3 separate regions of the Homo sapiens genome follow, and all the other regions are linked to region 1. The links are chromatin contacts, found by Hi-C or POLR2A ChIA-PET in ENCODE. All regions are on one chromosome and are shown on one strand. Each heading gives the region's core, a stretch centred on a gene start or an enhancer-like site at or near the end of the contact. The rest is flanking DNA. Distances are from core to core; before and after follow the strand shown.

Evidence for each region. A loop is a pair of places that touch in the nucleus more often than their neighbours do. ChIA-PET counts read pairs that join two places held with the same protein, here RNA polymerase II (POLR2A). Pooled maps may share reads with other maps.
Region 2: a loop to region 1 is called in a pooled map, with 2.4 times the contacts of the local background. The contact joins the enhancer-like site here to the promoter of PPAN in region 1. A Hi-C loop is called at or near these places in 4 of 50 pooled maps. POLR2A ChIA-PET finds 5 or more read pairs at or near these places in 2 of 52 experiments (activated CD8-positive, alpha-beta memory T cell and naive thymus-derived CD8-positive, alpha-beta T cell).
Region 3: a map of CD8-positive, alpha-beta T cell shows a loop between it and region 1 (4-fold over the local background). The contact joins the promoter of LDLR here to the promoter of PPAN in region 1. A Hi-C loop is called at or near these places in 1 of 168 maps with a recorded cell type or tissue (CD8-positive, alpha-beta T cell), 3 of 37 single-sample maps with no recorded cell type and 12 of 50 pooled maps. POLR2A ChIA-PET finds 5 or more read pairs at or near these places in 1 of 52 experiments (activated naive CD4-positive, alpha-beta T cell).

Annotation. Positions count from the first base shown.
Region 1 is chr19:10,104,030-10,108,233 of GRCh38, forward strand. It overlaps PPAN (peter pan homolog), which reads left to right and starts at 2,333. Exons shown (of 12, transcript NM_020230.7): 1 at 2,333-2,383; 2 at 2,472-2,642; 3 at 3,476-3,577; 4 at 3,775-3,825; 5 at 3,935-4,105. The coding sequence starts at 2,366. It overlaps PPAN-P2RY11 (PPAN-P2RY11 readthrough), which reads left to right and starts at 2,333. Exons shown (of 13, transcript NM_001198690.2): 1 at 2,333-2,383; 2 at 2,472-2,642; 3 at 3,476-3,577; 4 at 3,775-3,825; 5 at 3,935-4,105. The coding sequence starts at 2,366. SNORD105 (small nucleolar RNA, C/D box 105) reads left to right here and starts at 3,622; the gene lies at 3,622-3,706. It also overlaps a transcript of ANGPTL6 not described here. RefSeq lists enhancers at 1,970-2,613, 2,210-2,259, 3,902-4,204 and a silencer at 2,480-2,529.
Region 2 is chr19:10,752,739-10,756,709 of GRCh38, forward strand. The region is part of intron 1 of DNM2 (dynamin 2); the gene reads left to right. It overlaps LOC124904637 (a long non-coding RNA gene), which reads right to left. Exons shown (of 2, transcript XR_007067139.1): 2 at 2,379-3,923. Among named protein-coding and RNA genes, the nearest start is that of MIR4748, 26 kb to the right of the region's middle. Within about 2 kb of position 2,618, at least 4 of the 41 ENCODE cell types and tissues checked have a DNase peak (open chromatin) inside an H3K27ac peak, as active enhancers do.
Region 3 is chr19:11,087,897-11,091,703 of GRCh38, forward strand. It overlaps LDLR (low density lipoprotein receptor), which reads left to right and starts at 1,567. Exons shown (of 18, transcript NM_000527.5): 1 at 1,567-1,719. The coding sequence starts at 1,653. LDLR-AS1 (LDLR antisense RNA 1) reads right to left here and starts at 1,763. Exons shown (of 1, transcript NR_163945.1): 1 at 1,172-1,763. RefSeq lists enhancers at 1,821-2,416, 2,417-3,010, 2,728-2,907, 3,604-3,807 and a silencer at 2,398-2,657.

The sequences.
Region 1 (4,204 bases), core at 1,083-3,582:
TTGCAGTGAGCCACTGCACTCCAGCCTGGGCGACAGAGTAAGACTCTGTCTCAAAAAAAAAAAAAAAAAAAAGAAAAGAAATAAAAATGTAAGATTTTGAGTCCACATAATTATTTGTTGAAAATAATACAAGTCAGTATAATAGAGAAGCATTCATATATTCAACACTGTGAGACAAAACACCAGAGACCTTGGATTTGATAATTGATCTGATATCCTGGACAGTATTCATATGTACAGTGATAGCTATCTTTCTTTGGTGTTTTTTTTGTTTTGTTTGTGTGTGTGGTGTGTGTGTGTGTGTGTGTGTGTGTGTGTAGTTTTATGGTTCTGAGTTGGTGGCCAGTAAGTTCCATGTAGTGTTGGCACTTATTTAATTAACTATTCATGATTTTGTTAATAGCTTGTTATAGAATTCAGGCATATATTTTTCAGCATAAGAAGCCAAGCACACCAGCTTGTCATTGGAGAGAATATATTAAGTGAGAAAAACATTCAGGAATCAGAGCTTTAACATGTTAAAGTTAGTGCTAAACATTGTCATATTGGATCTGAACCTATCCTAATATATAACCATAAAGCTTGACTTCTGCATTGGAACTATGCTTTCATAAATAAAGGATATCTCATTGATTAAAAAAAATTTTTAAAAAGACACAGCTGGAAACATAACAGTTTCAGGCAACAACTGTATGTTCCAAATATGGTCACACACACATCACAACTTAAAGGGAAATGGGGTGGGCTGAGTGGGTCTTTATCTGTGTGTCAGGCTTGTCCACATCCTGGTTCTTGTGATCACACAGTAGTGCACAGATACAAAACAGGTACACACAGTTGACACCCGGAAACCTATCCACCGCACCACAGAGGTCACCGTCTGTCTCCCACACACTCGGTCACATTTTCACACAAGTCAAATCACACGAGGACGGAACTGGGGGAAGTAACCATGCAGTCATTTCCCAGGGGTACAAAGAAACTCACATAGAGCCCCACAGAGCCCAGGCCCAGGGTCTGAGACCTGTCCAAAGGCCCCACCGACGACCAGCCACACGCCGGGAGAGTCACCTCCTTCCCCTGGTCTGCACCATCCTGAGCTCCCGAGTAACTCGAGTGGACTCCAGGGTTGAAAAAGGAAATGGTCGTCCCAGATCTGAGAGAGGCTGCCAGGCTGGGCTCTGGGCCTGGGTTGGGGCCCCCACACTGGGCCCCTCGGCCCCCCACCCTCAGCCCCCTCTGGCTTCCCCATTGGCAGTAGAGAGGGAGGGAACTTCATAAGTCACAGAGAGGGGCTGAAGAATACAGAGAGTCAGACAGATGGAGATGGGAGAGGCATAGGGAGATGGGAGAGACATAGGGAGATGGCAGAGAAAGGGAGAGACGGGGAGATGGGGAGAGACAGAGAGAGATGGGAAGATGGGGAGAGACCACAGGGAGGCAGATGAGAAGAAAGAAACAGGGATGGGGCCAGACACAGAGAAAGGAAACTTCTTTAGTTTCCATCTTCAGTTATAAATGATGAAAGAGACAACTGATGACAGAGACAAAGTTACAAGAGGGAGAAAGAGACAGGGGGAAGACGAGGGGGAGGGGAGACACATCTGGGGGAGAGGAGGAAGAATTGGGGTGCCAGAGAGAGCAAGGAGGGAGAGGAGGCCGATGGGGGAGGAGAGAGTAATGTTCAGCCCAGTGAGGGGGTGTCCCTTTCCCCCACTGCAAGGTTTTGGGGAAGAAGCCAGAGGCCTGAGGCCAAGACTGAGGCTTTGAGCGGAAAGAAGGAGGGGGCGAGTTATTCACGAAACGCCCGCCTTGCCCTGAGTTTCCAGAAGGTGATGTGGAGTTTCCATCCCTCAGCCTGTCTGCAGACAGGGGTACCCGGGGAGGACAGCTGGCCCAGAGGAGTTGCGAGACTAAAGTGAATGATTGCCACAGTCATTCCCTCCGGTGGCTTCTCCCCAAGTACTTGGCGCCAGAGCGCCCAACATTGTGCATACATGGTCGCTCCTAATTCGTGGGCCCGGGGGACATTATCAGCCTTACTTTGGGATATTTTAGGAGCCTCGGAATGCAGAAAGTGGTTTTAGCCCAGCTGGAGGAAATGGGCCGAAGCGGGATTCGAACCGGCGGATTCGTTTCTCTGCAGCCCGGAGCCGCGTAGCCCCGCCCCGGTCTCCCTAGAAACAGGCACCCGTGTCTCCATAGCAACCGCTCCATCTGATTGCCCCTCCCCGCTCCCAGAGGCCACCTAGTGCGCAGGCCCGCCTGATGTCGTCCCACGCCGTGCCGGCTCTCAGGCGCCGGAAGTGAGCTGCGCAGCGCCGGAAGCGGCGGACGCAGGAGGCCTCGTGGAGGACACAGCAGCATGGGACAGTCAGGGAGGGTAAGGCCCGGCAGCTTGGGAGGCAGGTGGCGCAGGTGGGGTCCCGGCCGAGGTCGCGGCGCTGACCCTTTGTCTCTCGTCGCCGCAGTCCCGGCACCAGAAGCGCGCCCGCGCCCAGGCGCAGCTCCGCAACCTCGAGGCCTATGCCGCGAACCCGCACTCGTTCGTGTTCACGCGAGGCTGCACGGGTCGCAACATCCGGCAGCTCAGCCTGGACGTGCGGCGGGTCATGGAGCCGCTCACTGCCAGCCGTCTGCAGGTTTGTACCCCACCCCCAGCCCGCCTCCACCCACCCTCGGCCTAGTCTTCGTAGCTGCAGTAATGGCTCCCGCTGTAAAACTGTGGGAGGACTTAAGTCTCCCCAGCTGGAAAAAAAGACCCTCATGGGGAGCATCATTTCTGCCTTTCAGGGCTTTTGCTGGGCTGGAGTGAGGGCGCGCAGCTTGGGAGATAGATAGTCGCCTAAGCCTGACAGTTAAGACTGGAATCTGGAGCCGGGCGTGGTGGCTCATGCCTGTATTCCCAGCATTTGGGGATGCTGATGCGGGAGGATCACTTGAGCCCAGGAATTCGAGACCAGCCTGAGCAGCATGGTGAAACCCCGTCTTTACAAAAAATAGAAAAATTAGTCGGATATGGTGTTGCGTGCCTGTAGTCCCGGCTACTCGGGAGGCTGAGGTGGGAGGATTCCTTGAGCCCAGGAAATTAAGGCTGTAGTGAATCGGGATCGTGCCACTTCACTCCAGTCTGGGCGACCGGAGGAGACCGTGTTAGAAAAAAAAAGACTAGAATCTGGAGGCAGCAAAGCAGGGTTGGAAACTGACTTCTCCCCAGTATCTGATGCAAGTTACTTAACCTCTCTGGGCCTGAGTTCGCTCATTTGTCAATGGGAAGATGCGCTGTGAGCAAGAGACAGAGTTAGAACTCAAATCTGCGTCCGACTGACTCTAAAGGCTAAGATCCTTTTGCTCCTCTGGGCTTGTTGAAAGGGTCAGATGCAAGACAGACCATAACAGGATCTGCACCGTCAGCTTATAGTTGTCACAACAAGGGATAAGCTATGTTTTCTTTTTTTCTTTTTGTCATTTCCAGGTTCGTAAGAAGAACTCGCTGAAGGACTGCGTGGCAGTGGCTGGGCCCCTCGGGGTCACACACTTTCTGATCCTGAGCAAAACAGAGACCAATGTCTACTTTGTGAGTAGACGCCCTCACCCTTCATCTCCCCCAGACCCCCCCTTCCCCTATCTCTCATGATGAACACATATGCCTCTGAGCTGCTGTGATTTCTGGCTTCAAAGTAAACGCTCTGAAGAAGAGATGGGGCAAAGGTGCCTACTCCGGGCACCTCTGCTAGACCCCTCCAGAGTCACTGATCTTTTCTTCTCCTGCAGAAGCTGATGCGCCTCCCAGGAGGCCCCACCTTGACCTTCCAGGTCAAGAAGGTGAGAGGGGTGGAGGTGGTACAAAGCCATGTGGGGTGGGAGCTGGACTTGGGGTTGTCCGCAGCCATGTGTGGTTGGTGGTCACCCCCTCCTCTCTCCTGTCCTACAGTACTCGCTGGTGCGTGATGTGGTCTCCTCACTGCGCCGGCACCGCATGCACGAGCAGCAGTTTGCCCACCCACCCCTCCTGGTACTCAACAGCTTTGGCCCCCATGGTATGCATGTGAAGCTCATGGCCACCATGTTCCAGAACCTGTTCCCCTCCATCAACGTGCACAAGGTGGGTCTGGCCTGGCGAGGTGGCAGGTATGGGGGGGTGCAGCGGATAGAGGTGCCACAGGCCCTCAGATGGATTGCTCACTCCTCCCAGCGCTGAGAC
Region 2 (3,971 bases), core at 1,368-3,867, 650 kb after region 1:
TTTAATGGATCCTGTCATGGTTAAATGGGTTAATAGGCAGGTGCAGTGGGGTCATTGCAGGGAGTTCAAGACCAGCCTGGACACCATAGTGAGACCTTGCCTCTACAAGAAACTTAAGGTGGCCTGGTGTGGTGGCTCACGCCTGTAATCCCAGCACTTTGGACTCCATTGCACTCCAGCCTGGGTGACACAGTGAGACTCTGTCTGTTAAAGAAACAAACAAACAAAAAAACCAAAAAACTTAAGGTGGTGGTGGGTACCTGTGATCCCAGCTACTTGGGAGGCTGAGACGGGAGGATCACTTGAGCCCTACAGTTGGAGGTTGTAGTGAGCTGTGACCTTACCACTGCACTCCAGCCAGGGCAGCAGAGTGAGACCCTGTCTCTATTTAAAAAGAAATCAAAAAGGTTAATAATCATGAAAAGTTCTCAATGCCTTGCTTGGCATAGAGTCAGTGTTGAATAGCTATTAGCTACTCTAATGTTTTGAACTCAGTAATGCGTGTGTATGATGCGGAATTCAAAGATGTCGGAAAACATGCAGTGGCTCCTTCCCCACCAGGCCCCAGCCGCCCCGGGTCCTGTTTTGTTTCCCTTTGGTTGTCTTAGTCACAAAGTACAGACTTTCTTCTGTACCTTTTCCTTCCCCTTCCCCCCTCCCCCTTCCCTTCCCCCCCCCACTTCCCTTTCCCCTTCCCCCTTCCCTTTCCCTTTTCCTTCTCTTCTTCCTTTCCTTTTCTTTCTTCAGTAAAACTGATCACTACAAACCTTTTCTTTTTTTCTCACTTAGTACACCAAAAAGGGAGTTACATGTCTAGAAAGGACAGGCTCTTTTTGTGTGTCTGTTGCTGCATAGCAGCATGGATAGGCCATAATTTATATATAAATACACGTATTTTATTCTATTTTAAAGGTTTTTGTTTTGTTTTTTTCCCCCGAGACGGAGTTTCGCTCTTTGTTGTGCAAGCTGGTGCAATGGCGCGATCTCAGCTCATTCCAACCTCTGCCTCCTGGGTTCAAGCGATTCTCCTGTCTCAGCCTCCTGAGTAGCTGGCATTAAAGGCACCCACCACCACGCCTGGCTAATTTTTGTAATTTTAGTAGAGATGGGGTTGCACCATGTTGGCCAAGCAGGTCTCGAACTCCTGACCTCAAACGATCCACCCACCTCGGCCTCTGAAAGTGTTTGGATTACAGGCGTGAGCCATTATGCCCAGCAATATATCTTATATATAAGGTGATTGAAAATATATGTTTTCAAAAAGAAAACATATTTTCAGTCAGCTTCCTTAGGTTGAACGTAATTTATATTTAACTAGTCCCCTGTTGCTGGGCTTTAAAATTCTTTGAGATCTGAATTTTTCGTCTTATTGAGAAACTAACAGGGTTGTAACAATTCTGTGGGCAAATTTTAATGGAATGTCCACCCTGTACTTTTGTATCTGAATCTTCACGAACATGTTCTCCTTGACTTGTGACCTTTTCCTGAGATTTCAGTTAGATATAGTTAATCGCTTAAGTCTTTTTTTTTTTTTTTGAGACGGAGTCTCACTCTGTTGCCAGGCTGGAGTGCAGTGGCGCTATCTCAGCTCACTGCAGCCTCCGCCTCCCAGGTTCAAGCGATTCTGCCTCAGCCTCCTGAGTAGCTGGGACTACAGGCACCCTCCACCTCGCCTGGCTAATTTTTTGTATTTTAGTAGAGACGGGGTTTTACCGTGTTGGCCAGGATGGTCTTGATCTGCTGACCTCATAATCTGCCCGCCTCAGCCTCCCAAAGTGCTGGGATTATAGGCGTGACCCACTACAACTGGCCAATCGCATAAATCTTAAACATATACCTTGATTTTCTTGTCTTCTTCTTCTTCTTTTTTGGAGACAGTCTCCCTCTGTTGCCCAGGCTGGAGTGCAACGGCGCAATCATGGCTCACTGCAGCCTCAGTCTCCTGGGCTCAAGTAATCCTCCTGCCACAGCCTCCCGAGTAGCTGACACTACAGGGGAATGCCACCATCCGCAGTGAATTACTTTTTACTTTTTGTAGAGACAGGGGCTCGTTATGTTGCCCAGGCTGGTCTCGAACTCCTGACTTCAAGTGATCCACCCACCTTGGCCTCCCAAAGTGCTGGGATTACAGGTGTGAGCCACTGCTGCAAGTTTTGATTTTCTAATAAATGATTGTACCTTGGTACCTACTGGCTAGATCAAGATGCAGGACTTCTTCATGGTCTCAGAAAGTCCCTCCTGCCCCTTCTAGTCCATTTCCCGAAAGGGAACCACTGCCCTGATTTCTATCTCCAGAGACTAGCTTTGCCGGTTCAAGTTCAAGTCCACCCTGTGACTCAGCAAGAGAAACAAGGACATGTGTCTACAAAAAGCGCATATGAGAATGTTCAGAACAGCTTTATTTGTAATAAATTCAAGCTAGGAAGACCCCAAATGTCCATCCAATGGTGACTAGACGAACAGACTGTAGTCCATCAGTGCAATGGACAGATTCGACCACGAAAAGGAATGAACGTCAGACACACGAAGCAGACAGGATGTCTGTGATTGCATCACATGCTGCTCCTGTGTTGTTTTATCGTTGACATCTTCCACTTGCACACTTCAAAAATAGTCATTGAAAGGATGGAGCAGGGGCACTGTTGTGAGGGGCACGTGCTGTCACCGCCGCTGCTGGTGATTCAGTGTCTAGCCAGCGCCGCATGGTTTCTGAGATGCTGCATTTGTCTTTTTTTTTTTTTTGAGACAGAGTCGTTCTGTCACCCAGGCTGGAGTGCAGTGGCGCGATCTCAGCTCACTGCAACCTCTGCCTTCCAAGTTCAAGCGGTTCTCCTGCCTCAGCCTCCCAAGTGGTTGCGATTACAGGTGTCCACCACCACACCCGGCCAGGGTTTTTTTTTGTCTTTTTTTTTTTGTATTTTGTATTGTTTTTGTTTTTGTTTTGAGATGGAGTCTCACTCTGTCACCCAGGCTGGAGTGCAGTGATGCGATCTCGGCTCACTACAATCTCCGCCTCCCGGGTTCAAGCCATTCTCGTGTCTTAGCCTCCCGAGTGGCTGGGATTACATGCTTGCGCCCCCACACCCGGTTAATTTTTGTATCTTAAGTAAAGGCGGGGTTTCACCATGTTGGCCAGGCTGGTCTCAAACTCCTGACCTCAGGTGACCCACCCACCTTGGCTTCCCAAAGTGCTGGGATTATAGGCGTGAGCCACTGTGCCTGACCTGAGACACTGCGTCTCTGATGTGCAAGATGCCAAGTGTCCCTGCCCCTCAGGTCCCTACCTGTGAGCTAGGTGGCCTGGGGCTCTGGTAGGGCCAGGGCCAAGGCTACTTGTGGCGTTCATGAGGTTAATACCCTGGGACAGCCTGGTGTCCACTGTGACTACTGTGACGGAAAGACAAGGGGCCATGCTAAGAGGTGACTTTGGGGTCTGTCACCTGCATGGGGGCGCCCGCTCGCTGTTTCCCTCGTTCAGTTCACTCCGCCTCCCAATTGATGTAGCTTGTTCCCTCAGTCCCCCTGCTCAGAGAACCCTCTCCAATTATCCCAGCCCCCAACCCCTCTCACCCCTGCAGTATGTCTTCCTCGCACCCACCCCCGTCAGAATGTTGGCGCCAGTGTCACCAGCACCTCCCCAAGTGCTCAGGAGCCAGTGAGAAAGGTTCGCTCCTTTTCATGCAAGCCATGAGCTGTGATGTTGTCCAAGTCTCGTATCCTGTTTGTGCCTCAGGCTCCTCATCAGCCGAATGGGAGGCTGACGGAAAGGGATTAGAGCTCAGGCATCAGCTTGAACTGGGGCACGTGGCGTGACAGGCCTAGTGCCTGGCAGGCAGGTCCCTCGGGCTCTTTGTCATCCTCAGGAGTGTGGCTCGAAGACAGGTAGCATCCCAGGCCTGGAGAGCTGACTGTGCTGCCTGTGGCTGCAGAGACAGGATGCAGAGGCCAGGGCTCGTCCCCCAGAGCCTTGC
Region 3 (3,807 bases), core at 317-2,816, 980 kb after region 1:
TGACCTTGACACTGAGCCTGCCAAGTAGGTTCAAGCATTTTGATGGCCCCTTTACAGGTTGGGAAAGCTAATTTATCTGTCCAAGGCCGAATTCTGAAACTGAGTCTTAACTGCCAAAAATTCTTATCATCAATTTCTTCTTCTGGGTTGGGCACAGTGGCTCATGCCTGTAAAGCCAGCAATTTGAGAGGCATCATGATGCAAGAGGAAGAGGATTGAGTGAAGCTAGGAGTTTGGGACCAGCCTGGGCAACATAGTGAGACCCCATCTATAAAAAAAAATTAAAAATTAGTTGGGCATGGTGGTGCACTCCTGTGGTCCTAGCTATTCAGGAGGCTGAGGTGGGAGGATTCCTTGAGCCCAGGGTTGACGCTGCAGAGAGCTGTGATCACGCCACTGCAGTCCAGCCTGAGTGACAGCTGGAAATAATGATAAATAAATAATAAATAATTATTTAAAAAATTATAATAAAAATAATTAAAAAATTATTTTCCCTGATTAATCTTTTTTTTTGTCCTTCTGAGAGTTCAATTTGTCCCTTTTCTGCCTGGTCTCCTAGGTTTCCCTAAAATCCTGCTGAGAGGTTAGCACTGCCTGCCAAAGTCAGTTTGCAAAATCCCAGAGAAATCCAGCTTATTCCTGGGGGAACCGCCAAGACTGCCCAGCCCTGTGTGGGGTTCAGGCAAGTTTCTCACATGTGCCTTTTTGGCAAGAGGCCTCTGGCAACCCCATGAGTCCCCAAAGAGACTCAATTCTAAAAGTTGGTCTCCACCAGCTCTCTGTGGCTTAGGGGTTCAAGTTCAACTGTGAAAGCCCTGTTTTGTTTTGATTTTGCTTTGAGGGAGAGGAAACCGCCCTTCTGTTTGTTCAACTCCTTCTCCTAAGGGGAGAAATCAATATTTACGTCCAGACTCCAGGTATCCGTACAATTGATTTTTCAGATGTTTATACTCAGCCAAAGGCGGGATCCCACAAAACAAAAAATATTTTTTTGGCTGTACTTTTGTGAAGATTTTATTTAAATTCCTGATTGATCAGTGTCTATTAGGTGATTTGGAATAACAATGTAAAAACAATATACAACGAAAGGAAGCTAAAAATCTATACACAATTCCTAGAAAGGAAAAGGCAAATATAGAAAGTGGCGGAAGTTCCCAACATTTTTAGTGTTTTCCTTTTGAGGCAGAGAGGACAATGGCATTAGGCTATTGGAGGATCTTGAAAGGCTGTTGTTATCCTTCTGTGGACAACAACAGCAAAATGTTAACAGTTAAACATCGAGAAATTTCAGGAGGATCTTTCAGAAGATGCGTTTCCAATTTTGAGGGGGCGTCAGCTCTTCACCGGAGACCCAAATACAACAAATCAAGTCGCCTGCCCTGGCGACACTTTCGAAGGACTGGAGTGGGAATCAGAGCTTCACGGGTTAAAAAGCCGATGTCACATCGGCCGTTCGAAACTCCTCCTCTTGCAGTGAGGTGAAGACATTTGAAAATCACCCCACTGCAAACTCCTCCCCCTGCTAGAAACCTCACATTGAAATGCTGTAAATGACGTGGGCCCCGAGTGCAATCGCGGGAAGCCAGGGTTTCCAGCTAGGACACAGCAGGTCGTGATCCGGGTCGGGACACTGCCTGGCAGAGGCTGCGAGCATGGGGCCCTGGGGCTGGAAATTGCGCTGGACCGTCGCCTTGCTCCTCGCCGCGGCGGGGACTGCAGGTAAGGCTTGCTCCAGGCGCCAGAATAGGTTGAGAGGGAGCCCCCGGGGGGCCCTTGGGAATTTATTTTTTTGGGTACAAATAATCACTCCATCCCTGGGAGACTTGTGGGGTAATGGCACGGGGTCCTTCCCAAACGGCTGGAGGGGGCGCTGGAGGGGGGCGCTGAGGGGAGCGCGAGGGTCGGGAGGAGTCTGAGGGATTTAAGGGAAACGGGGCACCGCTGTCCCCCAAGTCTCCACAGGGTGAGGGACCGCATCTTCTTTGAGACGGAGTCTAGCTCTGTCGCCCAGGATGGAGTGCAGTGGCACGATCTCAGCTCACTGCAACCTCCGCCTCCCGGGTTTAAGCGAGTCTCCTCTCTCAGCCTCCCGAATAGCTGGGATTACAGGCGCCCAACCACCACGCCCGCCTAATTTTTGTATTTTTAGTAGAGACGGGTTTTCACCATTTTGGCCAGGCTGGTCTCGAACCCCGACCTCAGGTGATCTGCCCAAAAGTGCTGGGATTACAGGCGTCAGCCACCGCGCCCGGCCGGGACCCTCTCTTCTAACTCGGAGCTGGGTGTGGGGACCTCCAGTCCTAAAACAAGGGATCACTCCCACCCCCGCCTTAAGTCCTTCTGGGGGCGAGGGCGACTGGAGACCCGGATGTCCAGCCTGGAGGTCACCGCGGGCTCAGGGGTCCCGATCCGCTTTGCGCGACCCCAGGGCGCCACTGCCATCCTGAGTTGGGTGCAGTCCCGGGATTCCGCCGCGTGCTCCGGGACGGGGGCCACCCCCTCCCGCCCCTGCCCCCGCCCCTTTGGCCCGCCCCCCGAATTCCATTGGGTGTAGTCCAACAGGCCACCCTCGAGCCACTCCCCTTGTCCAATGTGAGGCGGTGGAGGCGGAGGCGGGCGTCGGGAGGACGGGGCTTGTGTACGAGCGGGGCGGGGCTGGCGCGGAAGTCTGAGCCTCACCTTGTCCGGGGCGAGGCGGATGCAGGGGAGGCCTGGCGTTCCTCCGCGGTTCCTGTCACAAAGGCGACGACAAGTCCCGGGTCCCCGGAGCCGCCTCCGCGACATACACGAGTCGCCCTCCGTTATCCTGGGCCCTCCTGGCGAAGTCCCCGGTTTCCGCTGTGCTCTGTGGCGACACCTCCGTCCCCACCTTGTCCTGGGGGGCGCCCTCGCCCCACCAGCCCCGATCAAGTTCACAGAGGGGCCCCCGGCCACCCTCAAGGCCTCGGTTCCTTACGAGGTTGAAACGTTGCCTCAGAATCTCCCCGCCCCTCCTTGGTCTGCAGCCGAGATCTTCAGCCACGGTGGGGCAGCTATCCCCCGGGACCGACCCCCTGGGGTGGCCTCGCTTCTTCAGAGGCTGTGAATGGCTTCGGTTCAGCTGTCCAAGCGGCGATTTTTCCTCTGGGTGAAATGGATTAGATTTTAGATTTCCACAAGAGGCTGGTTAGTGCATGATCCTGAGTTAGAGCTTTTTAGGTGGCTTTAAATTAGTTGCAGAGAGACAGCCTCGCCCTAGACAACAGCTACATGGCCCTTTCCCTCCTGAGAACCAGCCTAGCCTAGAAAAGGATTGGGATTGCCTGATGAACACAAGGATTGCAGGAAACTTTTTTTTTAATTGGCAAGGGGGTTGGCTTTGACTGGATGGAGAGCTTTGAACTGCCTTGAAATTCACGCTGTAACTAACACACCAGTTTCCTCTGGGAGGCCAGAGAGGGAGGGAGGGTGTAATGAAATACGGATGATTGTTCTTTTATTTTTATTTACTTATTTATTTTTTAACTTTTTGTAGAGATGAGGTCTCGCTTGGTTGCTCAGGCTGGTCTTGAACTCCTGGCCTCAAGCGATCCTCCTACCTCAGCCTCCCAAAGTGTTGGGATTACAGGAGTGAGCCACCGCGCCCCACCGGGGATGATGATGATTGCAAACATTCTGCCACTCAGTTTTACAAAAGAAAGAGAGGCACTGGATTAATGTGTATCTCACTCACCAATCAACCTCTTCCTTAAGAGAAAATGTTAAGGAAGTCTTAGGCAAGGCCTTGTTTGTTCATCACTTTAGTTTCTCTCTCCCGGGATGGCTGAG